2 separate regions of the Homo sapiens genome follow, and region 2 is linked to region 1. A link is a loop called in an ENCODE intact Hi-C map of the cell type or tissue named here. Cell type or tissue: OCI-LY7. All regions are shown on one strand. Each heading gives the region's core, and the rest is flanking DNA. Links, peaks and the distances in the headings are about the cores only. Region 1 overlaps CSRNP3 (cysteine and serine rich nuclear protein 3). Region 2 overlaps CSRNP3 (cysteine and serine rich nuclear protein 3).

Region 1 (2,927 bases), core at 266-2,765:
ATTCACCCAAATGACTTTACATGTTTTATTTACTGGGTTTCAAGGGCAGGAATTTTCATGTACGTGGTTCTAATCCAGGTGGATTTTCCTATTTAGATGTTTTGGTTAATTGCACAGTCATTTACTTTCTCACCAAGAGAACGAATGAAGGTTGTCAGATTAACAAAAAACAACAAAAAAGTAGATTTCTCAGTTAAGGTTGAATTTCAGATAAATTTTAGTGTAAGTATGTCCCAAATGTCAATTTTTTTAATCTGAAATTTAAATTTAACTGGGTGTCCCATATTTTTATTTGCTAAATCTGACAACCCTAAGAGGTTCTTCTGCAAATCGTGTTACCTGCTCCTCAGACATGGGGATTTATGGTGTTCTTAAGACATATTTTCTGTGGTCATTTCCTTATGATAGATAACAGAACAGGAAATAGGGGCAAAATATAAGAAGAAAAAAGGATTAAACACTAGATGAATATCAGTGGGATAGTAAGAACTAAATGAGTTATCTATGAAAGCCATGGAATTTTTAGACTGTCAAAAAAGAGTAAAATAAACAAGATTTCAAGATATACCCAAAGGTTCATTTCAGCCATTCTTCCACAGGCATTAAAATGAATGTTTTTATCCGTCCTCTTGATTTGACATTTTTAATCAAACCCTCCACCTAATATGCTTCTGGCTTCTGATATTTTCCCTTTGAACTCACCATTAACTTTGCCTTCCCAATAGGACAGAAATATATTAAATGAAACAATTGTACTTATAATCACAGAAAATCTAGTGTTGTTTCTTTATTAGTTTTTTCTTGCAGACAGAGATGGAAACATTAACAGTTTTCTGCTACTTTTTCATAAATGTGCTCACAGGCTTCTGAGCAATGGTCATATCTAATGTAAATGCTAAACAAATCATATATGTTAGTGAAGAATAACAGATTTCTGAGATCATAACATGCTTATTTAATGTTTTAAAATAAAGTAGTTCTTATTTAAATTTTGCAATAGACAGGGAAGTGTGGGTGCAGGGAAAGGGAAATCCCTGAGAATGTGGCCAAGACGTGAATTCATGGATTATACTGATAAATGCACAAAAAAGATAAATTGGTGACAGATGAGGAAATGATACTGGCTTTGAAATGCAATTGAGTCTCTGGAGTAGTACCCAGCCAGGTGGCCCCCTGTTCACAATGTCTCCCTCTCGGCCTAATGGCCACGTAGTTGAATGATCAAGGGGCAGACACCTGACCCAAGATAGGTCAAAAAGTTGCTCAGCCTTTGGAACATTACAGTTGAACTGTGACACAGAGAGAAGTTGCTGGAGCTTAAATCTGGTAATTGCAGAGCTCCAGAGAAGGAATTTTTATAGCCATAATCCCAGAAGCTGCCCTAGTTCCTGTTTCCTGAGTTTTGGTTTCAAGCTGTATCGTAGATTGCATGAACTAGTCCAGTGTTTTCCCAACAGAAGTCTTTTGCTTAAGTTAGTCTAGAGTTGGCTTTTGTGTTGCTTGTGAGCAAAAAAAAATTGTATGATGCTTTGGGCTCAGTTTCATTTCTCATTTTCATTCTCATTCAACCAAATATGTTGTTAGGGGAGTTAGAGTGGTAAATGAGATGAATAGGATTTCTGACTTCATGGAGCTTTCAGTCTAGCAGAAAAAAACGGATATTAAATTATGGAAATTAAAGGCTTATATTAATTCACTGAACAAATATGTATTGAGGCACCTATTATATACAAGGCATTGTTCTAGGCACTTGAAACATTTGTAAAGAAACAAAGATCCCTGCTCTTGTATTTTTTTATCAGGAGATGAAAACAGTAAGTAATAAGCATAGAAATACATAAATAAATAATACGGATTTAGAAGGTGGTAAATGCTATGAAAATAAATTAAAAAGTAGATCAGAAGGAATGGTATATCAAATGTCCTAAAGACAGAGAGAAATTGCAAGTTGGAGTAACTGCAAGATTATTAGAGCTGAAATATCAATGACAAGGCCAGTGGCTCAAATGAGGATGAAGAGGTTAGACAAGCTAGATTGTTAAGGACTTTATAAGCCATCTTGAGGATTTTGAACTTTATCCTAAGGCAATCTGAAGCTACTTAAGAGTTTTAAGCCATAGACTGACATGATCAGATTTGCATTTTAAATTTATCATTCTGCCTGCAACCTTGAAAACGCATTGAAAGCTAGCAGCAGTGGATGCGAGAGAATAATTGGGAGGCCCTTGGCCTAGTCTAAGTGAGAAATGGTGGTGCCCTTGACTAGCATGTGTTTCATGAATTGGACAACGATAGCTGTGATAAAATGGCTGTTTTCTACACTTAGACTTTCAGCTCTTCATATTTAGAATAGATTAATGCCTGTCCAACTTTACCTCTGTTCTTTGGGCTTTGGTGCTATAAAAGCCAACTTTAGGGCCAGGCGTGGTGGCTGATGGCTGCAATCCCAGCACTCTGGGGGGTCGAGGTGAGAGGGTTGCTTGAGGCCAGGTGTTGGAGACCAGCCTGGGCAACATAGCAAGGCCCTATCTCTACAAAAAATTTTTTGAAAACTTAGGTGGGCATGGTGGTGGTGAATGCTTGTAGTTTCAGCTACTGGTGAGGCAGAGGTGGGAGGATCCCTTGAGCTCAGGAGGTTGAGGCTACAGTGAGCCATGATCATGCCACTGCACTCCAGACTAGGCGACAGAAACCCTGTCTCAAAACTAACAAATAAAAATAAATAAATTAAATAAAGCCAATTTGTAATGTTTGGCACATTTTCATTTGCTGTATACTACCAAGTTTAATTTGGCCTCATCTTTAGGAACAAAAATATAATATGTAGGTATTTAAGGAGTACAGCAGCTAAGGGATAGGTATTAATTATCCTCACCTGGCTCTGTATCTAGTCAGTCATACATTGCAATCCTCCAACACAGTATAAA
Region 2 (2,927 bases), core at 323-2,822, 87 kb after region 1:
GGGCATCACTCTGTCACTCAGGCTATATTATAATGGTGCAATATTGTCTCACTGCAACCTTTGCCTCCCAGGTTCAAGTGATTCTCGTGCCTCAGTCACATGAGTAGCTGTGATTACAGGTGTACCCCTCCATGCCTGGCTAATTTTTGTATTTTTAGCAGAGATGTGGTTTTGCCATGTTGCCCAGGCTGGTCTCGAACTCCTGACCTCAAGTGATCTGCCTGCCTCCGTCTACCAAAGTGCTGTGATTACAGGCATGAGCCACCACAGCTGGCCAGATTCTTAATTAAATTTTTATTTTGAAATGAAATTCCTTATTCTAATTTTAGTATGCAGGAATAAGAGATGCAAATTTTACTTCTAAGGGCACTTATATTTGGAGTAAACTGAATCTGCAGTTCATATGACATACAGTTGTTTGTTTTTTAATTCTTAGGCACGAATTGGTTATTCATGTTGCCCTAAAAATTTTGATGTTTTTAAATATTTGCTAAAATCTTACTACATGTTGACTTTTAGATTTCATATATTATCTGATAACAACCATTTTTTAAAAATTAGGCTGATAACCATTTTTAAAAAATAGAGGTGGCTCATGCATGTAATCCCAGCACTTTGGGAGGCCAAGGCAGGTGGATCACCTGAGGTCAGGAGTTCGAGACCAGCCTGACCAACAGGATGAAACCCCATCTCTACTAAAAATACAAAAATTAGCTGGGCATGGTGGCAGGCGCCTGTAATCCCAGCTACTCAGGAGGCTGAGGCAGGAGAATCACTTGAACCTGGGAGGCTGAGATTGCAGCTAGCCGAGATTGTGCCATTGCACTCCAGCCTGGGAAACAGAGCTAGACTCCATCTCAAAAAAAATAATAAATATAAAATAAAATAAAAATAAATCAATCTCTGTTGATATAAAATGGAGATTTTGTTGTTGTAATGTTACCAACTGCACAAGTAAGCATAAATATTACAGAACGTGGAGATTAAGTAGGAAGTATTAAAGGGAATCATGCTACCCAAGTCCTGGGTGTGCTACATGTGCTGAGGAGTCAGGACTTTGCTGAGGTTCACAGAGACAAGCCAAGAATTAATGAAAACAAACCAAAGTGCCATACAGTGGTAAGATGTAAAAGGGAACACTTCCTTTCTGTTACTACAGCTTTACCTATCACAGAGGATCGAGTGTATGTTAGGCAATTATAACTTGAATTCCTTAGAAAATCAGATCTTTACAGCTAAAAACATGCAGCTTGTTACAAATAACAATTAACAAAAACGACAAACACAACCAGTCAATGTGACATCCTACTAGTGGCTATCACAGTTTAAACAATACATATGTAAAGAAATGCCAAGGAAGGAAATAAATTTTAGATTATACCAAGAGACAAAACCCAATAAAGAGGAATGTGTACCTTTTCATGATCACAGATTTTAACTCTGAAACATATATATATATATAAATAAAATATATATATTTATACCTTATAAAGTATTCATATATATATAAATACTTCTGAATATATATATATATATATATATATATATATATAATTTGTTTATTTATTTAAATAGGGTCTCACTCTGTCACCCAGGCTGGAATGCAGTGGTGCAATCATGGCTCACTGCAGCCTGACCTCCCGGGCTCAAGTGATCCTTGCACCTCAGCCTCCCAAGCAGCTGGGACTACAGGCACCCACCACCATGCCCAGCTAATTTTTGTGAATTTTTGATAGAGATGGGGTTTCATCATGTTGCCCAGGCTGGTCTTGAACTCTTGGCCTCAAGCAATCTGCCCACCTTGGACTCCCAAAGTCCTGGGATTACAGGCACGAGCCACTGCACCTGGCCTTTGTGATATATTTAGTATATACACTTGCTAGTGTGTTATTTCCTCTATGAAAGTTTCTCTGCTTGAGGGCAAAGTCCAATCTTCTATTTGTTTTTTAATACATTCAGAGTTTTCCAGTTTGAGGATTTTTTCTAATAAAAATTCTTATCTGAATGTTAGACTTTTTCCTGTAAAGATGAGACAATGATGTCTGATGTTGCAAGTATTTTAAGTGTGTGATGGATGAACTGTTGTTAAGCTCACCAAGCATAGTAATAATTATAATTAATAAATTTTAGGAAGTGATAAATTTAAATATGAAAGAATTAAAATCCCTTCTGTATTTAGAACTTCCATGATTTTTCTCATGGAGTTTCTGCATTAATTCTATGCTGCTCCTCAGGGTAGATATCTTGCTCATATTCAGAGAAAACTTCTTTTTCTAAATGCTTTTTTATGAAGGAAACATAACGTGATACAATAGTAAGAAATGAAGTACTTATTCAGGGCTTACTGATGGATGAGATTAATTTAGAGAAGAAATATAAATAGAAGCAGACTAATCATGTGTATGTGAGACCGTTTCCACATGAGCTATTATGCAGAAGGTACCATTTTGGGTGAGGGTTTGTGTGAACTCCTCTGAGGGCAGAGTTTATTGTTTCAGCTGTTGGTTGCTGAGAGCTTGAGGGCCCTGCCCTCTGTTCTTTGTCTTACTAAGAGCATGCTGACCTGACTGATTACTTCATATCAAGCCCTCATTCTTGGAATGTTCTGTAGAATAATCATATTTGTAATCCCTGTAGCACAGTGCAGCACACCTTTATTTCCTGGTGTATGGTTTTGCTGGAACTCAAAAGACAGAGTTGTTATTTCAAGGACAACATATTTGCTGAGTTAGGTGGTGATGGCTTCCACAAGGATGCTATTATCTCTGAACAAGGACACATTTATTCCAACATTGGAGCTGCCTATCATGAAATGAGTCTAAAGATAGTTTTCACTGATGAGCATTTGTAACCTTTGGTGTTTTTCACATAGCACTCTCTAAAAGCTCCAACAACTGTAGCTCCTAACATTAGGAGTTTATGAGTTC

What was found. A loop is a pair of places that touch in the nucleus more often than their neighbours do. Peaks named below come from ENCODE experiments on the same cell type or tissue, not always from the same donor. Only the 100,000 strongest peaks of a DNase experiment are listed, where the experiment ranks them.
Region 2: it touches region 1 in a loop (1.8-fold over the local background); 6 of 110 quality-filtered maps call a loop at or near these places.

The regions. Positions count from the first base shown.
Region 1 is chr2:165,586,257-165,589,183 of GRCh38, forward strand. The region is part of intron 3 of CSRNP3 (cysteine and serine rich nuclear protein 3); the gene reads left to right. Among named protein-coding and RNA genes, the nearest start is that of CSRNP3, 120 kb to the left of the region's middle. In OCI-LY7, for the core only: no CTCF peak of the experiment used is centred there; DNase peaks (open chromatin) are centred at 1,205 and 1,525; H3K4me3 peaks cover 1,620 bases; H3K27ac peaks cover 2,500 bases.
Region 2 is chr2:165,673,162-165,676,088 of GRCh38, forward strand. All of the region lies in intron 5 of CSRNP3 (cysteine and serine rich nuclear protein 3), which reads left to right. Among named protein-coding and RNA genes, the nearest start is that of GALNT3, 120 kb to the right of the region's middle. In OCI-LY7, for the core only: no CTCF peak of the experiment used is centred there; no DNase peak of the experiment used is centred there.